Regions from separate parts of the Homo sapiens genome. Here region 1 is linked to region 2. The links are chromatin loops, found by intact Hi-C in ENCODE. Cell type or tissue: heart right ventricle. All regions are shown on one strand. Each heading gives the region's core, and the rest is flanking DNA. Links, peaks and the distances in the headings are about the cores only. Region 1 overlaps CORIN (corin, serine peptidase). Region 2 overlaps CNGA1 (cyclic nucleotide gated channel subunit alpha 1).

What was found. A loop is a pair of places that touch in the nucleus more often than their neighbours do. Peaks named below come from ENCODE experiments on the same cell type or tissue, not always from the same donor. Only the 100,000 strongest peaks of a DNase experiment are listed, where the experiment ranks them.
Region 1: a loop joins it to region 2, with 12 times the contacts of the local background. A loop is called at or near these places in 69 of 110 quality-filtered maps.

Annotation. Positions count from the first base shown.
Region 1 is chr4:47,665,617-47,673,958 of GRCh38, reverse strand. All of the region lies in intron 10 of CORIN (corin, serine peptidase), which reads left to right. Among named protein-coding and RNA genes, the nearest start is that of MIR8053, 17 kb to the right of the region's middle. In heart right ventricle, for the core only: CTCF peaks have their summits at 4,727 and 4,928 (motif pointing left); no DNase peak of the experiment used is centred there.
Region 2 is chr4:47,929,481-47,937,792 of GRCh38, reverse strand. CNGA1 (cyclic nucleotide gated channel subunit alpha 1) reads left to right here. Exons shown (of 11, transcript NM_001379270.1): 11 at 1-1,816. The coding sequence ends at 1,372. The region is part of intron 1 of LOC101927157 (a long non-coding RNA gene); the gene reads right to left. Among named protein-coding and RNA genes, the nearest start is that of NFXL1, 19 kb to the right of the region's middle. In heart right ventricle, for the core only: CTCF peaks have their summits at 3,584 and 3,786 (motif pointing right); no DNase peak of the experiment used is centred there; H3K27me3 peaks cover 413 bases.

The DNA.
Region 1 (8,342 bases), core at 228-8,227, 260 kb after region 2:
CACTCTGTCACCGAGGCTGGAGTGCAGTGGCCCCATCTTGGCTCACTGCAACCTCTGCCTTCCAAATTCAAGTGATTCTTCTGCCTCAGCCTCCACAGTAGCTAGGATTACAGGCGCTAAACACCCTCAGTGATCCATCTGCCTGGGCCTCCCAAAGTGCTGGGATTATAGGCAGTCGGTTCTTTTAATGAAATTTATTCTCGCCTTTCCAGGAACTCTGATGACCTGTAATGGTTTCGGAACCATTAGGCTAATTTGTTTCGGTGACAGTGTAACAGCTCCAAACGGTGTAAGCAGGTGGCTCTAAAATGACTTTCAGGAGGAGGAGTTATTTGGGGAAGACAGAATGGGCGGAAGTGAAAGAGCACCCTATGGACTCTCATGGAAAATGGAATCAGAAAATCCCCAGCGACTGATTTCTAGTAATGATTTCTGACTCCTGGGCTCTGTTTTCATGTTATACTCGCTTCTTTCACTTTTTCTAATGAACTTTTTGCTGCATTTTCAGGTTGGGATTAGAAATTTAAAAGCAGGTCAGTCAGTTTTCAGTTGGCAAGAGGATATTCCTTTTTTTTTTTTTTCTGAGACAGAGTCTGGCTCTGTCACCCAGGCTGGAGTGCAGTGGCACGATATCGGCTCACTGCAACCTCCGCCTCCCAGGTTCAAGCGATTCTCCTGCCTCAGCCTCCCAAGTAGCTGGGATTATAGGCACACACCACCACACCCAGCTAATTTATTTATTTATTTATTTATTTATTTATTTATTTATTTATTTATTTTTTGGTAAAGATGGCGTTTCACCATGTTGGTCAGGCAGGTCTCAAACTCCTGACCTCAAGTAATCCACTGGCCTTACAGGCGCGAGCCACTGCACCCAGCCAGGGTATTACTTCTTAACACATGTCCTCTCAGTCTAAGGCCCTTGGAAGCTGGGATGCTGAAAGTCTTCGGCCTTGCATTTGCTGCAGTTTCGCGGTCCTAATTTTTCTGGGTCACTGTAGAGCTTATAGTGAGTACCTCTATAACTGTTACAGAGTCTCAAGGGGGTGAAAAAAGGAGGCTGGGAAGGGGGTGTAGGCAGGCAGCTAATTAACCCAGACTGACAGGATTGACTGTGGCATTTAATAACTCTTTGCCTGGAAGCACATGCCCACCCCTCCTCCATTTCCCATATGAGAGAACAGTAGATATTAGTCAAGCCACAAAGTCAACACACTCAAACTGCCATTTTACTTCCTCTAAACTGATTTAAATAGAAACTGATTTAAATAGAACATATCTATAGATATGCATATATATGTGTATATATGTGTGTATATATATACACACACACACACACGTATAACATATTTGGGCCACTGTTTCCATTGTTTCATTTTACTCGTCTCTCAATCTGCCGTGGAAATTTTTCAGAGCGATTTCCTTACTTCACCTTCAACTTAAATAGTGACAGTGTCATCTCAAAGACATGTGTTTACTATTAAAGTTTTGGGGGTTGTTTGACATGGAATGACACTTACTATTAGACTCAAAAATGTAGAAAAGGCAATGTTAGCCTGTGTCAAATTTGGGTAGGAAGTGACTGGGTGTATGTTATCCTATTTTCTCTATATTTGAAATATTTCGAATTTTAAATATTTAAAATATGTTGTCTCCTGTCAAAAGAATAAATTGTAGGAAAGGCAACTGGATAACTCTTGGCTCATAGAGCTGACCAATATTTGTAGTGTGTACATGATGTTCCAAGCATCGGGATGGGCGCTGGGCTTTCTAGTGGTGGAGAAAGGAGACAGGCTTCTAGCTTCTTAGAAGTCACTTTTCAGTGTGGGAGAACATATTGTCATCTTCCCACTGATATATTCTACACTGTTGTTCTCTTTAAGCTCTTTAAATACACTCAGTTTACCTAGTGTCTCACTGTGTCACCAGCTTCCTCATTCATCATGTATATTCTTGCCAACTTCTCTCCACATATATTCAGCAAACGTTTGCACCTGCTCTCTTCTGAGTAAAAGCCACTAGGCTAGCCACTTGCCCTCATTACTCCTGTGTTATTAAAAATGGCACATAGGCCGGGCGCGGTGGCTCACGCCTGTAATCCCAGCACTTTGGGAGGCCGAGGCGGGTGGATCATGAGGTCAGGAGATTGAGACCATCCTGGCTAACATGGTGATACCCAGTCTGTACTAAAAATACAAAAAAAAAAATTAGCCGGGCATGGTGGCGGGCGCCTGTAGTCCCAGCTACTCAAGAGGCTGAGGCAGGAGAATGGCATGAATCCAGGAGGTGGAGGTTGCAGTGAGCTGAGACCGTGCCACTGCACTCCAGCCTGGGTGAGAGATCGAGATTCCGTCTCAATAAAAAAATAAATAAATAAAAAATAAGGCGTATGTGCCTAACTTGCAGTTGAAAGTCAAGATGTTATTCCTGATCTTTCAAAGAACTTCAAGATGATATATGCATACTTAGGTCTCTGTAAGGACAAACAAGTGGCATCTCAGAAAATCCTTCATACATTTGAAAATATGGTTCATTACTTGAAGATGTTTACCACTATCAAGAGACTAGTATTACTTAGCTTCTGAGGCACAAATGAACAGTAATTTCTTAGTCTGCTTGATGCCAAAGGAAAATTTGAGTTTGGAGAATGTAGTAGATATTCTGTCTGGTGGAGACAGCCTCTCACTGGAGTTGCCGGGATTCTTGTCCTTGAAGACTCTGATTCTTGCCATCCCATAAAATATTATGTGATTTTCTAATGGTCGCTAAAGATATATTGGGTGGGACCCAGTCATCAGTATTTTTTAATTCTACAGATGACTTCAATGTATAGCCAAGGTTGAGAATGTATTGCTCTAGTGCCTATTTATGACTGGGCTGCAGGGGTATGTGAGAACTTTGAAATAGAATATGAAAAGGTTTGTGTATTCCCATGTGCATTTTTCAGTGGAGAAGCTTATTTTAAATTCACAGAAGTGCCTACAGCTTTTTTAAAAAGCCTAAAAACCACATTTCTTATGATACATAGTTTTTTCAAGAAATAGCTTTTAGCAGCCTGTGTTGCCATGTCCAGTCACAACCCAGCATCTTTAACATTTCTGTGCCATGTTGGGAGGCAAAATACAGATGTGTCCTTGCCTTTGAGGGTAGGAGCAGGAATGCTATTCTCCTCATTCCGGTGTGGAGGGACTAATCCATCACTTCTCCCTTGTGGTATGCAATCCAGACAATGGGGAGAACCTGCAAAAGCGACTCCTGGGCATGTCTCTCCTGCCTCCCTGTGCCCATGCTGACCATGGCTGTGAAATCCAGGCATGGCTGTCATGTCCCAGGCCCTCTCTCAAGCCTCCCACAGTGTTCGTCAACCTTTAGTTTTACGCTTACTCGTGCATTTTCCCCTCTTATTCAACACCAAGGAAGAAATGAACAGGTTTGCTTTTTGAATAATTCCCTAAGGGTCTAGCAATTTCCTACTCTCTCTTTGCAAGCTTCAGTTGGTAGGAGTAAACGGTGTAGTCATGTGGTAGAGAAGCCAATCACTATAATGGTTACAGACTTCTGTCCTTAGGAGCAAATAGTAGAAGAGAGGAATGATGTATTTACAAAAGCATTTCCATGTGCATTTTCTAATAAGTGAAAAAAAGATTGAATACAATATTACCATTTGGTAACACGTTGAATTAATGAATGAAGACATGGAGCATCTACAGCTGCTAACATCACAAAAAGAGGGAAATCAGAATGATGTGGCTTCTGGTGAAAGAACAGCTTAGCCACTTCTAGTCTTGTGAATGGAATGAAGCCCAGCCCACTCTTGTTGATTCAGCTGCCGAGGTTCAGAAATAGAAAGAATGGGGAACGTGTTTAACTTCACCAGGAGTGTGCGATAAGCAAGATTCAAAAGCTGGTATACCCTACAAGTCAAATGTCTGGGTTCTTCTATAGTTAAATTATAAAGAAAAACAAAAGAATGGAGGAGGAACCCAAAGACTACGAGAGACTTAAAAGACAGGACAAGTTTCAAAAAATGGGCAAGCCTAAATTACAATATCCAGGGGTGGTACACACTTAGGTAATAAAATTATAAAGAAGCCGGGTGCGGTGGCTCACGCCTGTAATCCCAGCACTTTGGGAGGCCGAGGCGGGCAGATCACAAGGTCAGGAAATTGAGACCATCCTGGCTAACATGGTGAAACCCCATCTCTACTAAAAATACAAAAAAATTAGCTGGACGTGGTGGTGGGCACCTGTAGTCCCAGCTACTCGGGAAGCTGAGGCAGGAGAATGGTGCGAACCCAGGAGGCAGAGCTTGCAGTGAGCCCAGATCGTGCCACTGCACTCCAGCCTGGGTGACAGAGCGAGACTCTGTCACAAAAAAAAAAAAAAGCATATATATATATATATAGAAGAGCAAGGAAGTGAGACAGTTGAGATAAGACAAGATATATGGAAGGTTTCTGCGGTGTCTGCCTGAGTTCAGTTTCTTGACCTGGGAGGTAGTTATAAGGATGTTCACCTTAAAATAATATCAAACTATTAAAAATAATAATGTTAAAGAGGGATTTAGAGTTTGAGGCAAAGATGAATTTTTGAATATTATTATATACGCAGCTAGATGTAGAAAAGTCACATTTTTCATGTAAATGACCATCGCTTAATACATGATTTCTAGTAACTTCAGAGTATCACATCATAACGATATAACACCATTGAGTTAACGATCCCATCTTTAGGTTGAATTGAACGAATCTTGTTACAGACTTTGAAAGGTGGAATACCATTGAGATTCCATCAGGATTTTTTTCTTTGACAGATCTTTATTAAACCTCATCTGTGTTCGGGACACTGTACTGGGTACTACATCAAACTTATATCGGAAGCACAGTTCTGCAGCCCTAAAATATCCTCACGTTTGTGATGCGATCTCCCTCTAGTGGCGATTTTTAAATCAGGATCACACATGAGCCTAATGCTTAAGATAAAAAAGCTTATTGATATCATAAATCATAGAATTTGGGGTTGACAGGTATTTTGAGAGTTTATCTTGCTTAGCATTCTGTGAAGAATGCCTTTAAAGGAATAAAACTCAAGATCCAATAAACCTTACCGAATTCAATAAAGATCTACAGAATAATATATGATCATTACTTAATCCTTTCCTTTTCCTTGGCTCCTAAACACTTAAAAGTTATGTCTTAACCCAAATCAAAAGTGATACATTCTCCACATGTAAAAAAGAGAAAAATTATTCATGCGATATGTTCTGTTAATCATCTTCAGTGAAATACATCAATAAAAAGTTGAACCTTGATGGGGTGGTAGAAAGAAAGAAACGGAGGGTATGCACAAGGAAAGAAAGGACTGCATCAGAAATATCTGTAAGTGAACCAATTGTGTAAAATTTTAAGTATATTAAAGATATCAGGAAAAAAGCATAGAGTTAGAGCTGCATGTGCTGACTTGTAAGATGGTCATGACAAATAAGCAACAAAAGCAAATTGAAGGGTGATAGGAATGGTATGCTTCTGCTTTGGCAAAAGCAAACAGAAATCCCTGTCTAAGTGTGCAAAGGCATGTATGGATAAATGTGAGCGGGGAAAGGCATGGAAGCATTCAAAGCCTTCTGTTGGCTTGCAGGGAAGGTAACAGAAAGGGGAGTGGAGAGATGTTGAACTTTTTCTTTCTGCATCTTTGTAGTGTTTTTATTGTTATGAAAAACATGCATTTTTAAATCTTGTAACAAAATATTTAAATGTTACTTCTTGTCTTAGTTCAGACTGCTATAACAAATCATTATTGCTTATAAACAACATACATTTATTTCTCACAGTTCTGGAAGCTGGAAATCTGAGATGAGGTTGCCATCATGGTCAGGTTCTGGTGAGGACCCTCTCTGGGCTGCAGATGGCTGACTTTTCACTGTATTCTCACACTGTGAAAAGAGAGCGAGAGAGATCTGTGTGGTCCCTTTTATAAGGGCACTAATCCCATTCTTGGGGGCTGTACCCTTATAACTCAATCACCTCCCAAAGCCTCCACCTCCTAATACCACCACATTGGAGGTTAGGATTTCAACATATGAATTTTGGGGGAACACAAACATTTAGTCCATAATGTCCAACCCCTCCTTCACAAATCACAGGAAAGGATAAACTGAACCGACCAACCCCAAACCTCTTCCGTCTAGTCTTCTCTCCACTCTGACTCATCCTCAAGATTATGCCAGCCTTTCAGTGTTGTGTCTTCTTCAGCAAACTGAGAGTCATATTGCACTTCATGCATCATTTTTTTTTAATCAGGCCAACATCAGCCTCCTTATAAATATAATATCTGTGATATCCTCGGATTCTTTCAATTAAGAAGTAGTCCTGGAGATGTTTTAATATTTCAGCCCAGTCCTTATTGCAAATCTATTTGCATGGATACCACTTCTTAGTCAAATAATTAAATTTAATTTGAATAATCACTCTCAATAAGGCATGGAGTCTTTGGTCTGCCTGGGCGAATTTTACCAGGACACTTGCTTGCCTGCCTCTCCACACAGGGAATGTGGCATATCTACTGCAAACAGAGAGAGGGAGCTGGGAGCCTCTCTGCTGTATTCCCCCAAAGCTGCCCAAACCACATTTATCATTGGAAGGAGTGTTAGTCTGTTTTCACGCTGCTGATAAAGACATACCTGAGACTGGGCAATTTACAAAAGAAAGAGGTTTAATGGACTTACAGTTCCACATGACTGGGGAGGCCTCACAATCATGGTGGAAGGTAAAAGGCACGTCTCACATGGTGGCAGACAAGAGAAGAATGAGAGCCAAGTGAAAGGTGAAACCCCTTATAAAATCATCAGATTTTGTGAGACTTATTCACTACCATGAGAACAGTATGGGGAAAACTGCCCCATTATCAGTGATCTCCCACTGGCTCCCTCCCACAACAAGTGGGGATTATGGGAGCTACAATTCAAGATGAGATTTGGGTGGGACACAGCCAGACCATATCAGAGGGCTTCCCAGTTCACTCTTGCACTACCTTTTCCCTTTGGACTCTAGCATTTTGTTCAATATGTCTGTCTTAGTATGTTCAAGCTGCTACAATAAAATGCCATGGATTGGGTGGCTTAAATGACAAACATTTATTTCTCACAGTTCTGAAGGCTGGAAGTGCAGGATCAGGATGCTGGCAGACTTGGTCTCTGGTAACAGGCTGCTTCCTGGTTTGCAGACAGTTGCCCTCTTGCGTTTCCTCACATGGCTGAGAGAGCGAGAGCTTTAGTCTCTTCTCCTTCTTATAAGGACTTTAATCCCATATAAATGCCACCCTCATCTAGACCTCATTGAAACCTCATCACCTCCCAAAGGCCCCACCTCCAAATACTATCACATTGCAGGTTAGAGTTTCAGCGTATGAATGGAGATACACAAATGTTCAGTTCATGCAAACTCTATCCTACCCTGTTCACATTCTACTACAGCTACCAGCGCGTGCATCCTTTTTCCTATCGAGATTGTGGAGTTCCTCAGTGGCAGAGACAATATTTCTCATTACTCTTACATTTACATTGCCTAGGATAGTCCCTGATACATTTTCCTCCCTTCATTCTGGCACTGTGCTAGGTGTAGACTTCAAGATCAAGAGATAAAGTCTCATTTCACAAAAATCTCAGGATTGTGTAGGGGAGGCAAGTAAGTAAATAAAGAATATGGCAGAATGCAATGAACATATGGTGGGTATGTGCCTAAGACGCTATTGCACTCACAAAAGACTCATTCTGGAAGTAGTAATGGGAAGAGTGGTTGGCCAGGAAGGTTTCCTGGAAGAGGTATTTGTGCTGAGTCTTCCAGACCACAGAGGAGTTAGCTTGTTGGGGAAGATGGGAAAGGGTTAATCCAGGCAGCAGGTGCCGTATGGCCCTGGCAGCTAGAACCATGACCACCTTTGGGGAGATAATTATGAGCATGTTATAAAAGAGGAGGTAAGAGAGGAGCAAACAGGGTGCATAAAGTCATACAATTCTTAAAATATCTGGTGTCATAAGGGAATAGAATTTATTACAGCAGAGATACTGTTGATTGGATAATCACAGGCAATGAAGCTGAAAAGTTAGCCTAGGGTTGAAGTATAAAATAGCCTCAGACTTCAAGCTAAGGGGTTTGGATTTTGTCTTATTAGTGAGAAGTATTCAACAGATCTGAGCCTCCTCTTGCCCTGAAATCTTGTAGCCTTATATTTAAACACATTAATCAACAATAAAACATATAGACAGAAGTTATCTACTTGCCTATTTGATCAAATTCATTAATTAGTTTAGTGACAGTGAAGATGATGGGGCTATCCTATTTTAG
Region 2 (8,312 bases), core at 1-8,000:
TAAACTCATAAATAAATATAAATCCAACTTGCAATTTAAACTTGATGTTCTGTCACTGATACCAACTGATTTGCTGTATTTTAAGTTAGGGTGGAACTATCCAGAAATTAGATTAAACAGGTTGTTACGGTTCTCTCGTATGTTTGAGTTCTTCCAGAGAACAGAAACAAGGACAAACTATCCAAACATCTTCAGGATTTCCAACCTTGTTATGTATATCGTCATCATTATCCACTGGAATGCATGTGTGTTCTACTCTATTTCTAAAGCTATTGGATTTGGAAATGATACATGGGTCTACCCTGATATTAATGATCCTGAATTTGGCCGTTTGGCTAGAAAATACGTATACAGCCTTTACTGGTCTACACTGACTTTGACTACCATTGGTGAAACACCCCCTCCCGTGAGGGATTCTGAGTATGTCTTTGTGGTGGTTGATTTCCTAATTGGAGTGTTAATTTTTGCTACCATCGTTGGTAACATAGGTTCTATGATTTCCAACATGAATGCAGCCAGAGCAGAATTTCAAGCAAGAATTGATGCTATCAAGCAATATATGCATTTTCGAAATGTAAGCAAAGATATGGAAAAGAGGGTTATTAAATGGTTTGACTACCTGTGGACCAACAAAAAAACAGTTGATGAGAAAGAAGTCTTAAAGTATCTACCTGATAAACTAAGAGCAGAAATTGCCATCAACGTTCACTTAGACACATTAAAAAAGGTACGCATTTTTGCTGATTGTGAAGCTGGTCTGTTGGTGGAGTTGGTCTTGAAATTGCAACCCCAAGTCTACAGTCCTGGAGATTATATTTGCAAGAAAGGGGATATCGGACGAGAGATGTACATTATCAAGGAAGGCAAACTCGCTGTGGTGGCAGATGATGGAGTCACTCAGTTTGTGGTATTGAGCGATGGCAGCTACTTCGGTGAGATCAGCATTCTTAACATTAAAGGGAGCAAAGCTGGCAATCGAAGAACGGCCAATATTAAAAGTATTGGCTACTCAGACCTGTTCTGTCTCTCAAAAGATGACCTCATGGAAGCTCTAACTGAGTACCCAGATGCCAAAACTATGCTGGAAGAGAAAGGGAAGCAGATTTTAATGAAAGATGGTCTACTGGATCTAAACATTGCAAATGCTGGCAGTGATCCTAAAGATCTTGAAGAGAAGGTTACTCGAATGGAGGGGTCAGTAGACCTCCTGCAAACCAGGTTTGCCCGAATCTTGGCTGAGTATGAGTCCATGCAGCAGAAACTGAAACAAAGATTAACCAAGGTTGAGAAATTTCTGAAACCGCTTATTGACACAGAATTTTCAAGTATTGAGGGACCTGGAGCGGAAAGTGGGCCCATCGACTCTACATAGAACCGAAAAGCTGGTCATTAACAGGGACATGCCTCATGATCCTTTTGATCCTATGACTGACATCAACTAAAATTTAAAAGAAGAGGAAGACTCAGTTGGGAAATTTTTCCATGAGGAAAATGTGCTTTGGTGCAAGGTACAAGGCCCACACCCTCTCTGAGAGATACTATGATTAAAAAAGCTTTATATCTTGGGATTTTTCACAACTGATAATGTGCAAAGATATAAACTGATTAACTTGTCAGTGTCTGTATTTTCTGATTTTTTCACATACGCTCATTTTATGTAATATTCTTCATAAAAATGAATAAGTAGCCCTCACTTTCATGCCATTTCCATTGTTGAGTGAAGCGTATTTGAAGTAACTGAGAATTACCATGTACATCATATTTGGGATAACATTTTTAAAAATTAGACTGCAATAAAGTAAAATTAATTATGCAACTGTAGTGAAAATGAGTTATTTGATAATTTAGCAGGCAGTTTAGGATCTTGCAGAACTTCAGGGTCATTTTAAGGAAAATCAATTATTTTTGTAGTCTAGGACTGAGAAAGAGTGGTTGAGAGAAACTTTTTACCAATAAAGCATGATAAATCAGACTTTATGAATATATATATATATACACACATAGATATAGAGATATATTACATTGAAAATCATAAAATGTTTTAGGAATCTTTTATATTAAATTTTAATTTTTTTCTGATTACTAAGACCTGACAGCAGTGGCTATTTTTTTACTTCTCTGCCTGGCCAGCAGTAAGAAAAAGGGATAAAGTAATAATATTTCTGGACGATTAACAAGGGAAATTGTCATAATGTTAAAAAAGGCGACTTGAAATTTCTGGAGACCAGCATGAGCATCACCTGGGAGCTTCTCAGAAATGCAGAATCCTGGGCTCTACCCCTACCTACTGCATCAGAATCTGCATCTTAGCAAGTGTTTCATATTCACGTTGAAGCTTGAGAAGCATGCATGTAGAGAACCAGGAAGGAGTTAATGAGAGGATGGTCCTAGAAAAGAAAAGGAAACTATCTGGCAAGTGTGTGGATGTGGAAAACATTGGTAATCAATCAGCCATCTTCTGCTGAACCCAGATGTGGCTCAAAAAATCTTTCTTAACACAGATCACTAGAAGATTTCTATCCCTATCTATAATGACATGATTAAAAATGGCTTCTTGTTAATTTGACATTTCAGATACTTAAACAGACCTTGCTTGGGGTATGCTGATGGCATATTTTATTCTATTGTACCAGTAGAATATCCATTGAACTATACATTATGTCTTTGAAGTCCTGTGTTTCCATTCATCTTGGCTGTTCCTTCAATATCTTCACTACAGAAATGTCTAGTCCTGGAGTGGGTGCGTTGTATATAATACCATAACGTATTTCTCTCTGACACAAGTTCTCCTTTTCCTTTCTTTTTCTTCTTGTTCTTGTTATTACTTCTTCATCTGCGTTTTGTTCTTTTTCTCTGTGCCATTTCTTGCCTGTTATAAAAACCTCTAAGACAGTGTAAAGAGGCTTACTGGCTACCCATACCAGGTAGATATGGTAAGATAGGGAGAATGAGGGTTACATACCTGGCTTAGAGCTGGCTCCCAAGAAGAAGCACCCCTAATTACAGCATCCAGGACTAGGGTGAATACTTTGACTCTCATCTGGGCTAGAGATATAGCCAAGGATTCTGATTTGGTGACCCCTGGCCCAAGCTCTATAGTCTTGCTGATGCTTACATTGGACAGGTGGCTGATTCTTGGCTCAAAGTCTTGGGGTAAGGCGAATTTAGCCAACTATTCTTTTTTTCGTGACTCCTCCATGTAGAGAGGAATCTGATGTGCTGAAATTGCACTGTGGGCTTTAGTTTACAGGCACCTGGGGTGCAATGCAGAGGTTCATAATTGGATTCCAGCTTCATCAGGGAGTTTTTTTAAAGACAGGAAACATATGGCTTTAGGGAAATTCATGATAAGAGTGTTGACTTGGGTACATGTGGATGCTAAAGCAGGAACTCATCTTTTAGCAACCCAGACACCAGCCATATTCCAAGTTGATTCTAGACGCCAATTGGTCATCCAGAACTAGCATCTTAACATATGAGGACTAGAACAGGTTTGGCATAAGGACAGGAGTGAGGGTGGGGAGGTGGGTAGGATGAAATCTGAAGATCCTTAATACCTGTGTCTGAGAGGAGCTGGGACTCAGAGATGGTAGATCAGTGAGGGAATAGAAATTCAATCTCTAGTCTTGCCAATAAGTCTGGTGCGTGTTTACCCTGTTCTTCTGCCAACTCTATTATAATATAGAGTTCTCATAGGAAGAGACTGCTTTAACATTTTGCATACATTAAAAAAAAAACCCGTTTCCAACTTAAAATATGGTGTGATTAAGCTTCCTACCATTAGGTGGCAATGTAGGTCTACAATTATAACCTTGAAAGCCCGAAGCTGTTTAGAGATTACAAGCGGTGTAATCAGTGCTCTTTGGCAATAAAGAGTAATATTTCTCTGACACAAATATTTCCAGAAGATTTTAGTATACAAACTATATACTAGTTTGAACTGAAAACATAATCAAATAAAATTTAAAATTTAAATTTAATTGATAAAGTAATAAGACACATTGAAGCATTTGAATATTTCTTAATTTCAGGAAGTTCACCAAGGGAATAATAATAATTACATTACAAAAAGCTTACTGATGTTTAAGACATGTACTAGAGATAAACAAAAGGGGACAAAATGGAGCAAACGGTGTTTATATTAAAATTAAGTTTACATTTTTATTTTTAAAAAGTCCATTGCTTTAAAAAGTCTTAAAACTACTGATTTAACAGTATTGGAAATAAACCTACTTAGGACACTGTAAATTTAGGTAATGTTCTTCCTCGTGTTAACTGAAACTGTGTTATTGGATGCCCAGGTTTATAGACTGTTCAGAATACAAAATATGAATCAACAGGTGTGTAGACTCAAAAGAAATAGTTTGATATCCCCTAAACTAGTTTATCTCTAGGTGAAGAAGAAAGAAAGTGGGGAATTCAAGGAAAGGGAAAGGAGAATGTAGAAAGGCCTCAGAGATCATCTAGTCCATCCCTACTCATTTTACAAATACAAAAATCATGGCCAGGCAATAGTAAGGTTGTTGAGAATGTAGAGTATTAGAAACTGAGTGAGAGTGGGAATCTTTTTTTTTTAAACTGAGTCTCACTGAGGGAGGCAGGAGGCAGCCACATGCCTAGGCAGATAGGGGCAGGTCCCTGGTGAAACACCACCTCCAAGCTGAAGACAGTTTAAAGCCTGAAAGCCAAGCTACAAGTTAAATTCTCAGACCAGATTGAGAACTTGTCTTTCCGTTTGGCATGCTTTCCTCTGATTGATCCCCACCCTTCACCTACTTTACATATACCTACCCTTTTCTGTTGGTTTTCTACACTGTTGTGCCCACCTTTGAGTGATGTCTTCACTTTAATCTTTTTTGCATACTCACAAACCAATCAGCATGCACTTCCTATTCTGAGCCCATAAAAGGCCCCAAGCTCAGCCATACTGGGGGACTTTTTCCCACCTTTGGGTAGGGGAACCACCCCCACTACCCCACGTCCCCGCTTTGCTGAGAGCTTTCCTTTCGCTTAATAAATTCTACTCCACTCACTCTCCAGTGTCCATGTGCCTAATTCTTCCTGGTCATGAGACAAGAACTTGGACCAACTTGGACCTACTTGGACCTACTTGGACCTACACACACGTGCCACCACACCTGGCTAATTTTTGTATTTTTAGTGGAGATGGAGTTTCACCACGTTGGCCAGGCTGGTCTCAATCGCCTGACCTCGTGGTCCGCCCACCTCATCCTCCCAATGTGCTGGGATTACAGGGGTGAGCCACTGCACCCAGATTTTTTTTTTTTTTTTAGTTAGGGTTTACTCCCCTCTCCCAGGCTGTAGTGTAGCGGCTACAATCTTGGCTCATTGCAACCTCTGCCTCCTGGGTTAAAACGATCCTCCTGCCTCAGCCTCCTGAGTAGCTGGGCCTACAGACAGGCATGTGCCACCAGGCCTAGCTACATTTTTTTTTTTTTGAGAGGGAGTCATGCTCTGTCACCCAGGCTGGAGTGCAGTGGCATGATCTCAGCTCACTGCAACCTCTGCCTCCCAGGTTCAAGCAATTCTCCTGCCTCAGCCTCCCAAGTAGCTGGGATTACAGGCATCTGCCACCACGCTGGGTTAATTTTTGTATTTTTTGTAGAGTTGGGGTTTCACCATGTTGCCCAGGCTGGTCTTACTTAACTCCTGAGCTCAAGCGATCTGCCAGCCTCGGCCTCCTAAAGTGCTGGGATTACAGGCATGAGCCACCACACCTGGTCAGTGCTGACTTTTATGTGTACACACAATATCACCTATACAAAGTTTACAAAAAAACACAAAGCATTAAATCGTGTTTATGAATCTGCACATATGATATAGACGTTTAATATCAGCCAGGAGAATGGCAGATGACAGAAATCAGAGTAGTGCTTACTTCTGTGGGGGATGAAGGACAATGAGATGGGAGGGAGGGTGAGAAATACCTAGCACCTCAGCTGTCTGTGCTCTTTCATATCTTTTAAAACAAATGGATCCAAATGTTAAGCAAATGGATCCAAATGTTAAGATTTGATAAAGCTAGCTACAGATATCTGTATATTGCTCTCTATAATTTTTGATATGTTTGAACTATTCCAAAAAAATAAAAAGAGAAGAGTTCAGTATAAATTCACACAGCTAGTTCAGTGGCAAAGCCTGGACTTTTGACCCTGGGTTCAGTGCTTACTTCACTATGACATTGGACTTGATTGCTTTCTACACAGACCAAGTTGAATGCCTTATGGGGTTCTACTTGGTGATAACATGCCTGTTATCCATATGTTTCTACTTTAAGCTGGCCAGAGTGCATGTTGAGTGAATTTGGGACAATGCTTCATAGAATTACATTTTAAGTCTGTCTCTTGATTTCCTGACTGGTTAGAGATGAACGAATGCATTTTTCATCAATGTATCCCTTTGGGATTCTGAAAATAGCAATTTACCACAAAATTACTCACCAGCCTGACAATGTTCGTTCTTAAAAGAGTTGATATTGGATTTCTTGTCAGATTGCCAATTTCTCCTCTTTCCAATTAGATTCATTTTTGTTTTATCTGGGCTGAGCTTCAGCCAGTCTTGGACTTGGTCCAATGAGCTACTTGGGTTATTTCTTCAGAGAGCAGGGAGCCTGTTTACCTGGGTTTCTCACAAAGATTCCAACTTCTCCTCTTTCCAATCAGGTTCATTTTTGTTTTATCTGGGCTGAGCTTCAGACAACCTTGGACTTGGTCCAAAGAGCTGCTTGAGTTATTTCTTCAGAGAGCAGGGAGCCTGTTTCCTGGATTTGTCACAAAGACTCATGATGCCAAGGAGTGCAGGTACTTTGGTGGCACCAAAGTCCATGGTGTTCCATGATCTCCCCCAGTGGTATCATTGCTTACTCTCCTCAGAAAGAATGACAGATGAGCCACCCAGTGGCACTCAAGGGATGAACATTTGCCCACTGTTATCAGGGGGTCTCTAGGATAGGAATATAATTTTCCCCACTCATTTTAAAATTTAATAAATCACTTCCAGCTCCTCACTTTACAAAAAAACAAAACAAAACAAAACAAAAAAACCCTGATAATTAATTGATCTACATTACCAGTATTTCCATTGTTCCATTCACATGTAATTTCACAATGCCTAAAGAGGACAAATACCGGTGGATGGGCTTTACTCAGTATGGATAAACTCCACTGGATAAATTCAGTGTGAATAAATTCCACTGGAGTACACTTAGGGTAGAATAATTCAAATTATACTTTAAAAATGATTGGCTCTAAGAAATCAAATGCAATTGAGACCTACATAAGGAGTTTTGTAGCCAGTAAGAAATTGCAAAAATATGCCAAAGAGGTTTGGTTTCATTAGAAATAACTTTTAAGAAATATTTTCTTGCATTTGTAGAAAATGACGAGGCTTCTGAGCATAGATAGTTGAACGAATTTCTGCTTCGTGAACCCTGAATATATTTTATCAGAAGGTCTAGAGAATAGTTGCCATATGTGAATAAATAGTGATGGGGAGGGGACATGGGACTCTAGTCCAGAAACACAAAGGCTAAGAGAAATATGGACCCCAGACCTGAAGTTTCCAGTTTCCAAAAGAGTCTCATGCTCAAAACACAGCCCTGAACAAAGAGCCACTGCACCTGAAGGATCCATACCATATGGACATGTGGGCTCTGCACTCTGATGACAATAACTAGAAGCATTCTCCAGTGCAGTGGCGATCACATTAGATCTTAGTGACTTTCCACTACAGTATCCAGGATGGGGGCCGGGCTGAAGAATGTCTGAGATAAGTATGTCACGATGGACAAACACTACAAGTTCCTATGGAAAGTTTACAACTTTCACTTGTGCACAAGTTTCTAGATCCTCTTTTCTACTATCTTCCACTCCACCTCCCACGTGTTATCACTTTTTCCTTCTCTATGGGATAGTCCCCATAGTGCACAATGCCTCAAATATTAATACCTGATGCTTGACCCCATTTCTGTTTCCTGTTAACACCCTTTTTCTTTGTTCTCCTTTCTTGTAAAACTATTTTGTAGCATTTGTTCTTGTAGAATTTTTTTCTTATTGTTCTTTCTTGAATCTGACAGAATTAAGACTTGCTACTACCACTCCACTGAAACCTCTCATCAAGGTCACCAGTGACCCCTATATGGCTAAATCTAATGGTCAGTTCTCAGTCCAAGACTTATTAGACCACTTGGTAACACTTGACAGAAATGATCACTCCCTCTTTCTTGAAACACTTTCTTCACTTGGCTTTTGGTCAGTTCTCTGCCTGAACTTCCATCTCCCTTGCTTTCTCCT